Linked DNA regions of Homo sapiens: region 2 is linked to region 1. A link is an interaction called in ENCODE POLR2A ChIA-PET data of the cell type or tissue named here. Cell type or tissue: GM12878. All regions are shown on one strand. Links, peaks and the distances in the headings refer to the core of each region. The heading gives the core; the rest is flanking DNA.

Region 1 (11,332 bases), core at 3,417-8,416:
AATTTCCTAGCACTTAAACTCTTACAATCACAGTAAACTTTAAAAAATGTTTATCCATGTCAATTTATATACACATTTTAATTTCACAGAAGTATGATAGGGTAGTAGTCAATGAAAGATTTCCAAGCACAGAATATATAACACTAAGATAAAATTCTGTTGAGGGCATGGAAAGGAAATACAAGTTGCAGAAGGAAAAGGAAAGAAATAAAAGACTGACCACTAAAAGACAGTTCGTTCATATATATATGTGTGTGTGTATATATATATACACACACACATATATATGAAAAGGAAAGAAATAAAACTGACTATTAAAGGACAGTTTGTTCTCTCTCTCTCTCCCTCTCGCTCTCTCTCTCTCTATACACACACACACACACACACACACACACACACACACACACAGAGATAATGTATTTTGTAATGAATACTCACGAGATTCAAATTGTTGTGGTTTAAAAAAATGCTGCAGTATTGAGATTCTACTGGCTTTGTTGAAAAGAACAATGTACAAGTTTAAATTTAAAATGACAATGTTTACAATATACTGGAAATCACATCCTTTGTAGCTGTTTAAACTATTTTTAAAATTTAGATGACAACGTAAAAATTTTAGTATGAGTGAGGAATATAGTTTTAAAAAATCCTTCTAAGGTATACCAACTCAAAAAAACTGTTTCAAGACCAATGGCTTAGACTGCCAGAGAACATGGGACCCTAAGGGGTGTCCTCTAAGTGTAAACAGTCACAAGCTGACACTCCCTGATTCTGCATCGTGCAGGGAGCAGGAAGACAGGCTTTCTTCTTTCCTCTGCACCTACCACCTTTGTTCCACCAAGGCCCCATCTCCCACCAGGACAGTCCCAGCTGCCTCCCACCTGTGCCTTTACTGCCTGAGTTTCCCACTCGATGCAGCCACCTCGCCAAGTCAGGGCTGACTTTCTAACATAAGCAGTGTTATGAAGCTTCTCGGCTTAGAATCCTCCAGTGAGTTCCGCAGCCACAGGTAAAGGACTACTGACTCCTCAGTGGCACACTCAACCCTTCTCCCCATCTATCCCCCGTCACTCCCCTGCTCACATCTGACCCTCTAAACCCTTCTCTGAGCCCATGAATGCCAAGCCCTGCCATGCTGCTCCCTGGTAACCATCCCGCCTGTGACTGCCTGAAAAATTCGTACTCTCCTTTTTTTTTTTTTTGAGACAGAGTCTTGCTCTATCACCAGGCTGGAGTGCAGTGGCGTGGTCTTGGCTCACTGCAACCTCTGCCTCCTGGGTTCAAGCAATTCTCCTGCCTCAGCCTCCCAAGTAGCTGGGATTACAGGCACTTGCCACCATGCCCGGCTAATTTTTGTATTTTTAGTAGAGATGGGGTTTCACCATGTTGGCCAGGCTGGTCTTGAACTCCTGACCTCGTGATCTGCCCGCCTCGGCCTCCCAAAGTCCTGGGACTACAGGCGTGAGCCACCGCGCCTGGCCTCCTACTCTCCTTTTAAGTTGCAGCTCCAAACTCACCTCCTCCCTGAAGCCCTCTGTGACTCATTCCAGGTGTAGAGGATTCTGCCCTTCGCATAGACCTTTATTACATCTCTTACGTTGCAGCATTGCTATCTGCTGGCAATTGATCTCACCAACGGAGACTCCAAAGGACCAGGACTAAGGCTTAACTATCTCAGCCAGCCTCCTGAAACCCAGTAAACCCCAGGTAGGCAATGGGTGCTATGAATAATTGGCACTTAGAGATTTCACTGCTGCTCACTTCTCCAGATAATTTACAAGGGTGGTACACAGGTCCTGACAAATCCTACTCCTTTCATGCCTCTACCCCTGGAAATGCCTATTTCTCTCTCCCTTTAATCATGTCTCTAAGCTTATCCATACCCCAACCACCACCATCTAACTTCAATAAAATGAGTATAAATCTATTCCCCTTTTCTATCACACAGCAACTCAAATTCTTAACAGCTTATGGCGTGAAAATCATCAGAACTTTAAAAACTCTAAGTACATTACATCCTTTGACTCCTCTCTATAGCATACACTTTCAGGGATTTGTAGGTTAAACTATGCAGGGCCTTAGACCCAGTTTTCAGTCCATATATGGTCAAATGCCATTTGGTTTATTTATGTTTTAGAAACATGAAACATAAAATATTGCTGTCAGCCAGGCTGGAGTGCACTGGTGTGATGATAACTCACTGCAGCCTCGAACTCCTGGGTTCAAAAGATCCTCCCATCTCAGTCTCCCAAGCAGCTGGGACTACAGGTGCATGCCACCACACCTAGCAATTTTTTAAATTTTTTTTTGAGACAGAGTCTCGCTTTGTCACCCAGGCTGGACTACAGTGGTGTGATCTCAACTCACTGCAACCTCCACCTCCCAGGCTCAAGTGATCCTCCCACCTCAGCCTCCCAAGTAGCTGGGACTATAGGCATGCACCAGCATACTTGGCTCATTTTTGTATTTTTTGAAGAGATACGGTTTCATAATTTTTGTATCTTATTTTGCAGATATAGAGTCTTGCCATGTTGCCCAGGCTGGTCTTGAACTCCTGGGCTTAACCAATCCTCCCTCCTCAGCCTCCCAAAGTGCTGGGATTACAGGTGTGAGCTACCACACCCAAACTCTAAATGCTATTTGGATTACAAACTAGTTCCTCTGGGAACTGATCACTAGGCCAGGTAATATCTGAACAAACTGGTAATCATTCATTCATTCATCTAGCCATGTATTGAGCAACTATGTGCCAGGTGCTATTTTAAGCATGGGGAGACAGCACTGAAAAAAACAGGCAACAATCCCTATCCTCATAGAGATTGCTTACATCTACTAAAAGGAAAACAGAACAAAATAAGTGAGCAAAATATATAGCAAGAAGAATGTGAAAAAAATGTGCCACTGAGAAAAATGAGACAGGGAAGGTTGCTACGTTGCTGCAGATTCAGGTACAGGGTGCTGTTCTGAAGAGGGTAGTCAGCCAGGCTTCCCTAAGGAGGTGACATTTGAGCGGACACATGAAAATGATCTTTTCTGCACACCTGGGACTGTTAACTTTCAAAGTACTTTCATCTCTACTGCCTCACTTCATCCTAACAATGGCTTAAGGTGGGAAAAATTGTGGAAACTTTTGAAAGTCTGAGGAGCTGAGGTCTATAGAAGTTGAGGCACCATGGGGTTCAAGGATTCACCAAGGTCACGCCATTGATTGGTGATAGAGCTAAAAACTAGCAAGCCAGGTTTCCTTGCTTCCAGATCCAATCTGAGGACATAGCAAGCTATTAGGGTTTTTATTTAATACAATTGGATTAATTATGCTTTTGAACATGCAGGACTAAGGCTGAATGTTTGGGCAGAGGCTGGACAGCTGGCTTTATGCCCTCCTCAGCCTCCTTAAGAAGATCCTGGAGCCCATTTCGCCTGCTGACCTGGGGCTACTGCAGTAGGTTTCTGCTAAAGGCTGATGACCCCTGCTTTCCATACATCAGCAAGTCACCCGTAAGTGCAGTTCATGGGCTGTTTTGATGTGTGCAAGGGTAAGCCAGGGTTCCTGTTCTCTACGAACCAATTCAAAATGTAATACCTTTTCCATGTTTCTTCTTTGCATTCCTTTGAGAGTTTGAACTTTGTTTGATCAAATGACAAGGACGGCCAAAAAATGTTGACAACCAGCTTGAAATTTTTTCTCCACAATCATAAGTACTTACTCTGGCAAAAGAGAGAGAGAAAGAGTGAACTGTTACATAGTATTTATTTAAATAATAATCTGAATTGCAAAAAGTTTGGTTACAAAATAAAATAAAACAAAACATTGCATGAGCCCTGAAGGCAGCCTGAAGTGACAGATGCTGCAAGGAGATTTCCAAGGCAGGACGACCTGCCATCTGGGGCTTATGTGAAGCTTTCAGACCAAATAAAAAGCTTCAACATTTCTCCTGGAAAGACCTTTTTACTATTAATTATTGACACAGAGAACCACAAAGCTTAGAATGCTTAGAATTTGAGAACTTCCAGAGTGATATGTTGCTTTCAGAAGCCCTTGAACCCAGAAATATGTCCTATTTGTTCACTATGGGCCTGATTGAAATATCTTCTCTCACATGGACTGACGTGTTTGGTTTGTAAAATGAACACTGTGCCTGTGAGTTACAGATATAAGTACTGCATTTACCAATCTGGTGTTTGAAAACTCAAGAATCCTCTAGAATTTTGTTTATCCAAAATGTATTGTTCTGACTGAAAATGTGCTAAATGAATGTGTAAGTTGGTGACATTGGTGCAAGTACTGGTAAGAAGATGTAGAGTGTGCTTCACTCTTTAGCCTCCAAGGCATCCTGGGACCAGGGCCCAGGATTCTCCACTGTGTCAAGCACAATCATCACATCATCACCTTTGTGCTTTCCTGGGGGTATAGCCCTTCACACTCCCAGAGTGATCCTCTGCCTATCACCCAGAGCACTAACGACTGGGGTCCAACTTGGATGTAGCTTTAGCATTTAACATACCATTTCCTGCCTTGCATGACAGCATATGTTCAGGGCAGTGCACAAAGACGTGCAATATGGTTTGATACCATGCAGTATCACCATCTACTGAGCACAGACCTACCCACTAATGAGTGCATTGTGTTAACTGGTAGGCAATCAGCACTCTGAAGGTTTTTTATTATACATAAATCTTTAGTGAAGTGTTATATAGTTAACTGTTTTAGTATATGGGCGGGGGTGAAAGGGGAATTGGTTGGGGCTTAAGATAGGATAAATTTCCCAAGATTGGAAAATTTGCTATTCCACATGTATTCAGGTACAGATAAGATTAGATAACAAGGGATGCAGACATTTGATTTATTCAATAAAAAGACTTAGAAACATGTACAATCAATAAACAAAATAGCAATGCTATTACATTCAACCCCACTTTACATTTCCTAGAATTCAGTAGATGATTTATCATCAGCAAACCAGATTAGATAATAACCCATAATATGGGTATATAATCTGTGAGTTATCACCTGAAAGCTAGGTTTTAGAAACCTGAGAGATGTCTTGATAACCCCCCTCACCCTCAGCTTCCTTATCCAATCATCAGCTAGTTCAGGTTATTCTATTTCCAGAATACATACCTGCAGCTTCCTGACTTTCTCTCTGACCCTGGTCCAAGCCTCCATCTTGTCTCACCTGTGTTGCTAACACAGGTGCTTATGTGGCCTTCCTGCTTGCACCCCTTCCCCCTTCCAACTGCTCCACAGGCACCAGCTGGTCTTCTCAACATGCAAATCAGGTCTTTTCCCTCCCTATGAGGCCTCCTCTGGAGTGTTGCAGTGCCCTCCAGACTGTTCCTTCTGTGTCACCTTTTCTTCCCACCCCACACTGTCCTCTTGACACTGTCCCAGGCTCTGAAGGGAACAACATGGGCATTCTAGTGGGAGGGACTAAAGATCAATAAACAGATATATATTAACTTGGAAACAACAAAGGCAAAGGAGATGAATACAAAAGGGGAAATGAAGAGGGAGAGGTTGTTTTCTGTGGGTAGTCATGTGGCCCTCTGAGAAGGGGGCTTTTGAACAGAGACCTGTTGGAGATGAAACTGACAGAGGTGAGAGAACAGCCCTGTGGAGGTATAACTAGGGGAAGAGCACCAGGCAGAGGGAACAGCAAGTGCAAAGACCTGAGAAGGGAGCATGCTTGGGAGGTTTGAAGACCAAAGAGCCAAGAGTGTGGTTAGAGAGAAGCATGCAAGGGAGAAATGGACAGCAACTGGACTGAAGGGTAGCAAAGGATAGATTGCATAGGGCATTACCCTCTTCCCCCTCTGTGCCAGCCTGTCAATAAAGCTGAGATTTTCACGTGCTTCAGAGTCTCACCTGTCAGCACAGACCCTGCTTTGGCGAATCTGAGTCCGTTCACTATTTTCCTCAAGAGGCACCTCTATAGGCTCCATCCCTAATGAACAAAGGTTAAAAACAAATTTATCATTATGTAAAAACAACAGCTACTTGACTTCAAAATATACTACAAAGCTGTAGTAACCAAAACAGCATGGTACTGACATAAAAATAGACACATAGACCAATGTGACAGGATACAGAACCAAAATATAAATCCACACATTTACAGTCAGGTGATTTCTGACAAAGGTGTCAAGAACAAACATTGGAGCAAGAAGAGTTCTCTTCAATAAATGATGCTGGGAAAACTAGATAACCATATGCAGAAGAAGAAAACTAGACCCCTATTTTTCACCATATACACAAATCAACTCAAAATGGATTAGAGATTTAAATCTAAGACCCCAAATTATTAAACTACTAGAAGAAAACATTGGGGAACTGCTTCAAGACATTGGTCTGGGCAAACAATTTTTGGATGAGACCTCAAAAGCATCAGCCTCAAAAGCCAAAATAGAGAAACAGAATTATAGCAAACTAAAAAGCTTCTGCACAACAAGGGAAACAACAGAATGAAGAGACAACCAACAGAATGAGAGGAAATGTTTGCAAAGCATCCATCCAGCAAGGGATTAATAACCAAATAGGAAATCAACAACTCAACAGTGAAAAAAAACAAGTAATTCAATTTTTTTAAATGAGCAAATAATCTGAATAGATATTTCTTGAAAGAAGACATGCAAATGGCTAATCAATTTTTTTTTAATGTTCAACATCACTAATCATCAGGGGAATGCAAACCAAAACCACAATGAGATCTTACCCCAGTTAGAATGGCTATTACCAGAATGACAAAAAATAACAAATGCTGGTGAGGATGCAGAGAAAGGGGAACTCTGACACACTGTTGGTAGGAATGTGAATTAGTACAGCCATCATGGAAAACACTACTGAGGTTCTTCAGAAAACTAAAAATAAAAATACCGTATGATCCAGCAATCCCACTTCTGGGTATTTATCCAAAGGAAAGGAAAATCAGAGGAAAAAAAGAACAGTGGATAGGAGACAGGACTAATGTACAGCTCCCAGTTAGACAGACAGAACAGCATGTAGAGACTCACACTGTGAACTTTTGCTGCATGAACCGCTGCAGGAACATATCAGGAAAACTGATAGAATTCACAGACACTTTGAAAGAAGCAGCTTGCTGCTGCAAACACAAGATGGCCAAAAATTTGAGTTCCCAAAGTGTGAGAAGGTGAGAAGTTGGTCTCCGAACACACATCCCCATTGGGGAACCTGAAAATCCAGATGACAAGGGAAAGATTTACCCTTACCTAGAGCTGAAATGGATTTAGGCAGCCAAGCAAAATATAAAAGTAGAAGCAGCAGCAGGAAGAGCCCTGTAGGGACTCCTGGTCTCCAGCTTGAACCCCAGGAAAGCCATTCCTGGACTTATCTCACAGGGGTTCTTGGGGAAGGGAAGGCAGCCAGTGGAATTGGAGAGGGGCCACAGGGTGAAGGAAGCTCCTAGCTTGACTTTGTAATGATTTTAACTGAGCACAAACTTTCCTAAGTAGAATGCAGAAGAGGAGACAAATGGGAAGTAAAGATACAAGCGTAGAAGCTGCAGCCAACTGTCCTGGCAGGCAGGGAGGAGCAAGGCCTGAGAGCCCTGCTTGCTTTCTCAGCAGGAGGCTTGTAGCCTGGGGCAAGATCTCAGCCCTGCTTACCAGATGCCTGTACAGAAACCTCAGTGCTGCTGGGGAGGCACAGTGGGAGTGAGACTGGCCTTGCTGGCTGTGTGGGAGCTGGGTGAGGTCTTTCAATGCCAGCTTTCCCCCATGTCTCTGGAGACCTATTTGACACAGCAGAAACAGCCATAATTCCCCTGGGAACATAACTCCATTTGCCCAAGAACCAGCCCCCCACCCCCAGAGTGGCCACAGCAAGTCCTGCCCAAGGAGAGTATGATCTCAGACCCACCTAACCTGCCCCCACCTGATGGTTTCTCTCTACTTGCCCTGATAGCCAAAGACAAATGACATGGTCTCTTGGGAGCTCTATGGCCCTGTTCATTACCTGAGGAAGCCAAGTACCTATCCTAGCCAAGGCAGGGCAAAATTATATCCCCCTTCTACTGCTGCAGCTGGTGCTCTCTTGAAAGCAGCACCTTCTGGCTGGAGGCCAATCAACTCAAGCCATTACAGCAACTCATAAGAGAACAACTCTGCTCCAAAGAAGGAGAAAACAACAGCTAATTTCACCACCTGCAACACCCTGGTTAACCAGAGGTCCTGAGTCTGTCCATGTGACAACTTCACTGCTAGCATAACCAGCATTTGAGAAAACCACCGCACTAAACAAAACTACAACCAAGGACTAAAACCAGCACACTAAAACAAAACTACAACCAAGGACTCCCAACAGAGTCCACTTTACTCCCCGCCACCTTCACTAGAGCAGGTGCTGGTATCCATAGCTGGAAGACGTGAAGATGAATCACATCACAGGACTCTTTGCAGACAGTTCTTAGCACCACCCTGGAGCCCCAGAATCCTGCTAAATGGCTAGAACCAGAAAGGCAATAACAATCACTGCAGTCTGGCTTTTTAGAAGCCGTATCCTTAGAGGAAGGGGGAGAGCACCACATCAAGGGAGCACCCCTGGGACAAAAGAATGTGAATAGCAGCCCTTGAGTCCCATATCTTCCCACAGAAACAGTCTCCCCAAACAAGAAGTAACCAGAAAAGTCATTCTGGTAATATGATAAAACAAGGTTCTATAACACCATCAAAAGATCACTCTAGCTCTCCAGCAATGGATCTAAACCAAGAGGAAATCTCTGAATTGCCAGAAAAAGAATTCAGAAGGTTGACTATTAAGCTACTTAAGGAGGCACCAGAGAAAAGTGAAAACTAATTTAAAGAAATTTAAAAAAATACAGGATATGGATGAAAAAGTCTCCAGAGAAATAGATATCATAAAGAAAAGATGATCACAACTTCTGGAAATGAAAGACACACTTAGAGAAATGCAAAATACACAGGAAAGTTTCAGCAATAGTATTGAAAAAGTAGAAGAAAGAACTTCAGAGCCCAAAGACAACGCTTTCAAATTAACCCAATCCAAAAGACAAATAAAAAAGAATTTTAAAAAATGAACAAAGTCTCCATGAAATTTTGGATTATTTTAAATGACCAAACATAAGAATAATTGGTGTCCCTGAGGAAGAAGAGAAATCTAAAACTTTGGAAAACTTATTTGAGGGAATAATCAAGGAAAACTTCTCTGATCTCACTAGAGATCTAGACATCCACATATAAAAAGCTTAAAGAACACCTGGGAAATTCATAGCAAAAGGATTATTACCTAGGCACATAGTCATCAGGTTAGCTAAAGTCAAGATGAAGGAAAGAATCTAAAGAGCTGTGAGGCAAAAGCATCAGTAACCCAAAAGGAAAACCTAACAGATTAACAGCAGATTTCTCAGCAGAAACCTTGCAAGTCAGAAGGGATTGGGGTCCTATCTTCAGCCTCCTTAAACAAAATAATTATCAGCCAAGAATTTTGCATCCAGTGAAACAAAGCTTCATAAATGAAGGAAAGATAAAGTCGTTTTTAGAAAAAGAAATGCTGACAAAATTTGTGACTACAATCCAGCACTACAAAAAAAATGGTAAAAGAAGTCCTAAATCTTAAAACAAAACTTTGAAATACACCAAAAATAGAACTTCCTTAAAGCATAAAGCTCACACAGCTTATAAAACAATAACACAATAAAAAAAAGGTATTCAGGCAACAACTAGCATGATGAATAGAACAGTACCTCATATCTCAATAGTAATGTTTGAATGTAAATGGCCTAAATGTTCCACTTAAAAGAGGCAGAATGGCAGAATGGATAAAAATCCACCAACCAAGTATCTACTGTCTTCAAGAGACTCACCTAACACACAAGGACTCATATAAACTTGATGAAAGGGGTGGAAAAAGATATTCCATGAAAATGGAAACCAAAAGTGAGCAGGAGTAGCTATTCTTATAGCAGACAAAACAAACTTTAAAGCAACAACAGTTTAAAAAGACAAAGAGGAATATTATATAATAATAAAAAGAACAGTCCAACAGGAAAGTGTCCCAATTCTAAATCTATATACACCTAACACCGGAATTGGAGTTCTCAAATTTATAAAACAATTGCTACTAGACCTAAGAAATGAGATACATGACAACACAATAATAGTGGGAGACTTCAATACTCCACTGACAGCATTAGACAGGTCATCAAGACAGGTCAACAAAGAATCAATGGACTTAAACTATACCCTAAAACAAATGGACTTAACAGATATTTATGAAAATTCTACCCAACAACTGCAGAGTATACATTCTTTTAACTGGCACATGTAATATTCTCCAAGATGAACCATATCATGGCCATAAAACAAGTCTCAATACATTTAAGAAAATTGAAATTAGATCAAGTACCCTTTCAGACCACAGTGGAACAAAATTGGAAATTAACTCCAAAAAGAACTCTCGAAACTATACAAAGACATGGAAATTAAATAATCTGCTCCTGACTGATCCTTGGGTCAACAATGAAATCAAGATGGAATTTAAAAAATTCTTTGAACTGAATGATAACAGTGACACAACCAATCACAACCTGTGGGATACAGCAAAAGTACTGCTAAAAGGAAAGTTCATAGCAGTAAATGCCTACATCAAAAAGTCTGAAAGAGCACAAATAAATAATCTAAGGTCACACCTCAAAAAACTAGAGAATAAAGAAAAAATCAAACCCAAACCAAACAGAAAAAAAAAGAAATAACAAAGATCAGAGTAACACTAAATGAAATTGAAACAAACAAAAAACAACACAAAAGATAAATAGAACAAAAAGCTGGTTCTTTGAAAAAATAAACAAAACCAATAGATCATTAGTGTGATTAACCAAGAAAAGAAGAGAGAAGATTCAAATAAGATCAATTAGAAATGAAATGGGCAATATTACAATTGAAACCACAGAAATACAAAAGATCATTCAAGGCAACTATGAACACCTTTATGCACACAAACTAGAAAACCTAGAGAAGATGGATAAATTCCTGGAAATATACAACCCTCCTAGATTAAACCAGGAAGAAATAGAAACTATGAACAGACCAATAACAAGTAGCGAGACTGAAATGGTAATAAAAAAGCTGCCAACATAAAAAAAGTCCAGGACCAGATGGATTCACAGCTGAATTCTGTCAGACATTCAAAGAAGAACTGGTACCAATCCTACTGAAACTATTTCAAAAGGCAGAGACAGAGGGAATCCTCCCTAAATCATTCTATAAAGCCAGTATCACCCTAATACCAAAACCAGGAAAGGACATAACAACAAAAAAAGAAAACTACAGACAAATATCCCTGATGAATATAGATGCA
Region 2 (5,000 bases), core at 1-5,000, 110 kb after region 1:
TAAGCTCTAAGTAAAGAATCCTGACTTCAATTTCCCACACCACTACACGAATAATTGAAAATGCTCAATAAATGTCTGCAGGAATACAATGAACACTCTAAAACGTTCTATTCAGTGGTTACTTGGTAAATATAATGACTATTAAATGAGAATCCAGTCCTTCTCTCCATTCTATGACATTTATGATAGAAGTGAAAAATAAGCTCAAGAGCAACTAGAGAGCATTTTCACCATGTCAGCCCAAAGACCAAGATGAAAAGTTGTTAAGACAACTAAATAATGAACAGCTACTATGAGCCCTACCAACATGGCTAATGCACACAGATTTAAGGGTATGTTTGTTAATTTGAGGACTTTATGTTTTGTTTGAAAACCTTATGTTTTATTTTGTTTAAAACAAAATAAAAGGCTGGGTGTGGTGGCTCATGCCTGTAATCCTAGGGCGTTATCCTTTGGGAGGCTGAGGTGGGCAGATCACCTGAGGTCAGGAATTTGAGACCAGCCTGGCCAACATGACAAAACCTTGTCTCTACTAAAAATACAAAAATTATCTGGGCGTGGTGGCATATGCCTATAATCCCAGTTACTCAGGAGGCTGAAGCAGGAAAATCACTTAAACCCAGGAGGCAGAGATTGCAGTGAGCCGAGATTGCACCACTGCACTCCAGCCTGGGCGACGGAGCGAGACTCCATCCCCCAAAATAAAAATAAAAATAAATAAAAGAGCATATAATTAAGCATGTGGCTAAAAAGCTATACAAGGCAATTAGCCAGGCATGGTGGCATGTGCTTGGAGTCCCAGCTACTCAGGAGGCTGAGGTGAGCTGTGATGGCGCCACTGCACTCCAGCCTGGGCAACAGAATGAGACCCTGTGTCAAAAAAATAAAATAAAAAATTTACAAAGCTACGCAAGGGGATCCAGACGCAGTGGCTCACATCTGTGATCCCAGCACTTTGGGAGGCCGAGACAGGAGAACCACTTGAAGCCAGGAGTCCAAGACCAGCCTGGGCAACATAAACAGACCTTGTCTCTACAAGAATAAAAAAATTAGCTGGGCGTGGTGGAGCATGCTTGTAGTCCCAGCCACTTGGCTGAGGTGGGAAAATCACCTGAGCCCAGGAGTTTGAGGCTGCAGTGAGCTATGATCACCACTGCACTCCAGCCTGAGTGACAGAATGAGACTTTGTCTCTAAAAAATAAATAAATAAATTTTAAATTTTAAAATTTTAAAAAGCTATGAAAGATGTGACTGTAAAATTATTTTAATAAGATAAAAAATCATTAATAATTTGCATTACCAAAGGGCAGCCCTGATGACTCTGCTAGATAAGAGACTTTTTCTAAGGACATGCCTTGCCACCAATGTGTTTTTCAAAGATTTTCTTACTTTAGATCAACTACAGAAAAAAGAAAAATAAAAACAATAAAAACAAAACTCCAGTCACTTGGCCTGAATGCAGATGGAAGAAATGAAATTCTGTTATGATGCCAGAATGTGTGCAGCTTCTCCTTCCACAGAGCCTTGCACAGAATGGAAGCGTAACATGAAACCATAGAGTCGCAGCTCCTGCTACAGAGGGCGAGAGAGGCTGGTGGCTTCCAGGCCCTGCCTCGTTCCACCTGGCCAGTCTTCCAGGTAACTGTGGAGGCAAAGAGGCTGACTCACTCACACTGGCTATTATCTTTGTAGAAGATACTCAAAGATAAATACAGATGGGTTTCACAGCAAAAGGGAAATTTTTCTGTTTGCAGATTTTAAGTGGTCTTGGGCAAAATGTCATTATTCGGGATGTGAAGGAGCTATCATTTTGAGAGAAATGCTCATATGCCATCTTCATTCAACACTTTTTCAACTTACCCCAGACCTTCACCTTCTAAAGAATTAGATTCTTTCCTCAAATTAGACCTATATACATCCACAGTATATTTGATAACAGTATCAATCTTGGGTACACAGTAAGTCATTTAAATTATCAATGGCTATCAAAATCCTAATAAGCCCCCCTTAACTTTATGTTCTATACTCAGATCATTTGAATATTATAAGGAAAGTATGTTATTCACATCTTGTTTCATAGAAACATTCAGATACAAAATTAAGACCCAATACATTTCTTTTAGGTTCTAATCATATGACAGTATGCAAATATACTGCCCTTTTAACATATACTTAACAGGATACTCACCATCAGTATTTGGCAAAAAAGATAAGCAGAGAGCCAAAGCAAATCCATTTCCAAAGTTTAAAGTCTGAAGGCACATTACTAAGAAATAATAAAAAACACAATGAACAACTAACTACCTCAGAGCTTATCCAACTAGACAGGTTGGATAGCATCATCACAGCCCCAGGTAGCAGAAGGGAGATGAGAGAAGTCAATCCTGAGCCCCCACTGACCATGTGAAGTTAAATGGCCAAATTTTAATGATGTTACAGACAGCAAAATGACTTACATGAAAAAGTCTTGGTATAGAGAATTTTAAATAAGTGCAAAAGAAAAATTTAGATTAGAATTATAGTATTTTTAAAGTTGCTCCAAAGTTGTAAAGAATTATATATATGCTCTTCTACTCGTCATTCATTTGTTAAATATTATTTCATTTGTCTGGATTATCATGTCTCCAAACCTACCTTCTGGACCCTTTTTAGACCAGAGTCGAACAGCAGAATCTGCAGCTGCAGAAACGATCAGTGTACATAATGCAGGATCTGATGTCCTCCTCTGGTAAACAGCATGCACCGCATAAACAGGTCCTTCATGGCCTTGAAGATGCACTGCTTTTAAAAGCTGAATCAGAAAGAATGACAGAAGCATTGTGAAAAAAAGGATTTTTTTTACCTTTATTTAATTGGATAAATGTGCCAATAAAATGGCTGAGCCAGAAATAGGTCCTCTAAGTTGAAAAGAATTTTTCAAGAAGTCTGTCTGACCATGTTAACAACACACAAAATGTGCATGCCCTGTGACACAGCAATCTCATATCTAGGAATCTACTCTGAGGAGACAATAGGTATTCTGAAGAATATAGGTCAACTTTGTGGAATGTTCCTCTTTTTGGATTAGTGTGATTTTCATTATGAAGAGATTCAGAATATACATTTTGACAGCATTACTACATAAGCACATCCCATCAGGAGGCACATCATTTCAGTTTGTCCAGGTTTTAGTGAAGCTAACCTTTATATTTAGTAGAAGTATTGTCTGCCAGGTTTTTTCACCGTGATGTTAATTTTTTTTTTTTTTTTTTTTTTTTGGTGATAATATGAGTATACTTTGGGATTGAATAAACATTCTATTCCTCATCAAACTTTTACTAAGTACTTTTAGCATCCACTCATGATACTTGCCTAAATCAAGTAGGGCTGCAAAATAGAAAAATAGCAAAGAGAAGTGGGAAATCCCATTGGCTTATCAAATCTATCTGCTTGCCATCAAGATTATTCCCTCTGGCATCCCTTCTACTGATGTTTTGGGTTTATCTTTTTTTAAGTTTCAAATGTGTGACATTCCACCACTTCTTTTAAAAGGTATCTTCTATCAACTGTCTGCTGAAATAGTGGTGTTCCTTAAATGTCTCTTCAGTTGTTTTTCCAATTATAATACTTAAAACAGAATTCTGCCACTAAAGAAGATGCACATAATACTCATGTATAAGGGTCTGTACACTAACTTTCTTTAGAATCATTAGCCTTTGACTTCTTGGAAAAAACACTTAAGCCAGGTGCAGTGGTGTGTGCCAGCAGTCCCAGTTACTTGGGAGGCTGCGGTAGGAGTATCACCTGAGTCCAGGAGTCCTTGGCTATAGTGCACCATCATCTTACCTATGAACAGCCACTGCACTCCAGCCTGGGCAACACAGCCAGATCTCACCTCAAAAAGGTTTAAAAAATCCTTGGATACAATAGAATCTCTATTATGCATAATTATACACACATAACTAGAGACGGGGAATGACATTCACCAGAAAGTTAACTCTGCTCAGATTTTGCATAGGTTTTTCCTTCTTTATACTTTTTGTATTTATAACCTTTTTTTTTTTAACAAGTCTGTCATTACCCCCTGAAAAAACTAAATCTATTGAAAATACTCATTTCACATCTTTAAGCAGTTATAGCTCAATCAGAGAATTTTTAAAAACATAACATGACAGAAGTGTGGGGTAGCACTGAGAAGAGTCTTGTAAATCTATATTCGTATGCCAAAAGCATTGAAAACAGATCAGCCCAAGTAAGAATAGTTTGAAAATTATTCCAAAATGACAGGAAATTCACAGAGACAGTTAACAGCATACAAATATGGGAGTAGAAATCAGAGCAAAGGGTACAGGGCCTGTGTAGTATAAAAGATACAGCATTTGTGTTGCTGATGAGCAAGATTAACTTCATAAAAGAACAACATAGTTGAAGAAAAAAACTTAAAATAAAAGTATATATAAAAGTCATTTCTGAGACCAGCCTGGGCAACAAAGTAAGACCCCATCTCTACAAAAACAAACAAACAAACAAACAGAAATCAGCCAGGCATGGTGTCAGGCACCTGTAGTCCCAGCTACTTAGGAGGCTGAGGTGAGCCACGATCGCACCACTGCACGTCAGCCTGGGTGACAGAGTGAAACTCTACCTCTTAAAAAACAAATGAACAAAAAAAGTCATTTCTTGATTATAAACATGTCCACTCACCTGATTATCCTCTATTTCCCAGTGAATCACTTGATTATCAGATCCTCCAGAAACTAATTCAGTAGAAGGGGCTGAAAAAAATTATATCTCAGTAAATATCTTTATTCATTTTTTCTGCAATTTTTAAAAATTTCCAAGCTACACCAAAAAACAATACCCCTGTACCCTCTACCTAGATTCACAAACTGGTAACATTTTGCCATATTTGCTTAATATCTCACTCTTCCTCTATATACATACACACACACCTTTTAGGAGGCAAACTACTTAAAAATAAGTGGCAGACACTGTGATCTCTGATCCTCAAAGACCATATA

The links. Peaks named below come from ENCODE experiments on the same cell type or tissue, not always from the same donor. Only the 100,000 strongest peaks of a DNase experiment are listed, where the experiment ranks them.
Region 2: POLR2A ChIA-PET joins it to region 1 with 5 read pairs; 2 of 35 experiments call an interaction of 5 or more read pairs at or near these places.

Annotation. Positions count from the first base shown.
Region 1 is chr18:36,243,535-36,254,866 of GRCh38, reverse strand. MOCOS (molybdenum cofactor sulfurase) reads right to left here. Exons shown (of 15, transcript NM_017947.4): 10 at 5,867-5,945; 11 at 3,584-3,708. Among named protein-coding and RNA genes, the nearest start is that of FHOD3, 49 kb to the left of the region's middle. RefSeq lists an enhancer at 7,173-7,673. In GM12878, for the core only: no CTCF peak of the experiment used is centred there; a DNase peak (open chromatin) is centred at 5,306.
Region 2 is chr18:36,136,061-36,141,060 of GRCh38, reverse strand. ELP2 (elongator acetyltransferase complex subunit 2) reads right to left here. Exons shown (of 22, transcript NM_018255.4): 3 at 4,684-4,754; 4 at 2,635-2,791; 5 at 2,189-2,266. Among named protein-coding and RNA genes, the nearest start is that of ELP2, 8.7 kb to the right of the region's middle. In GM12878, for the core only: no CTCF peak of the experiment used is centred there; no DNase peak of the experiment used is centred there.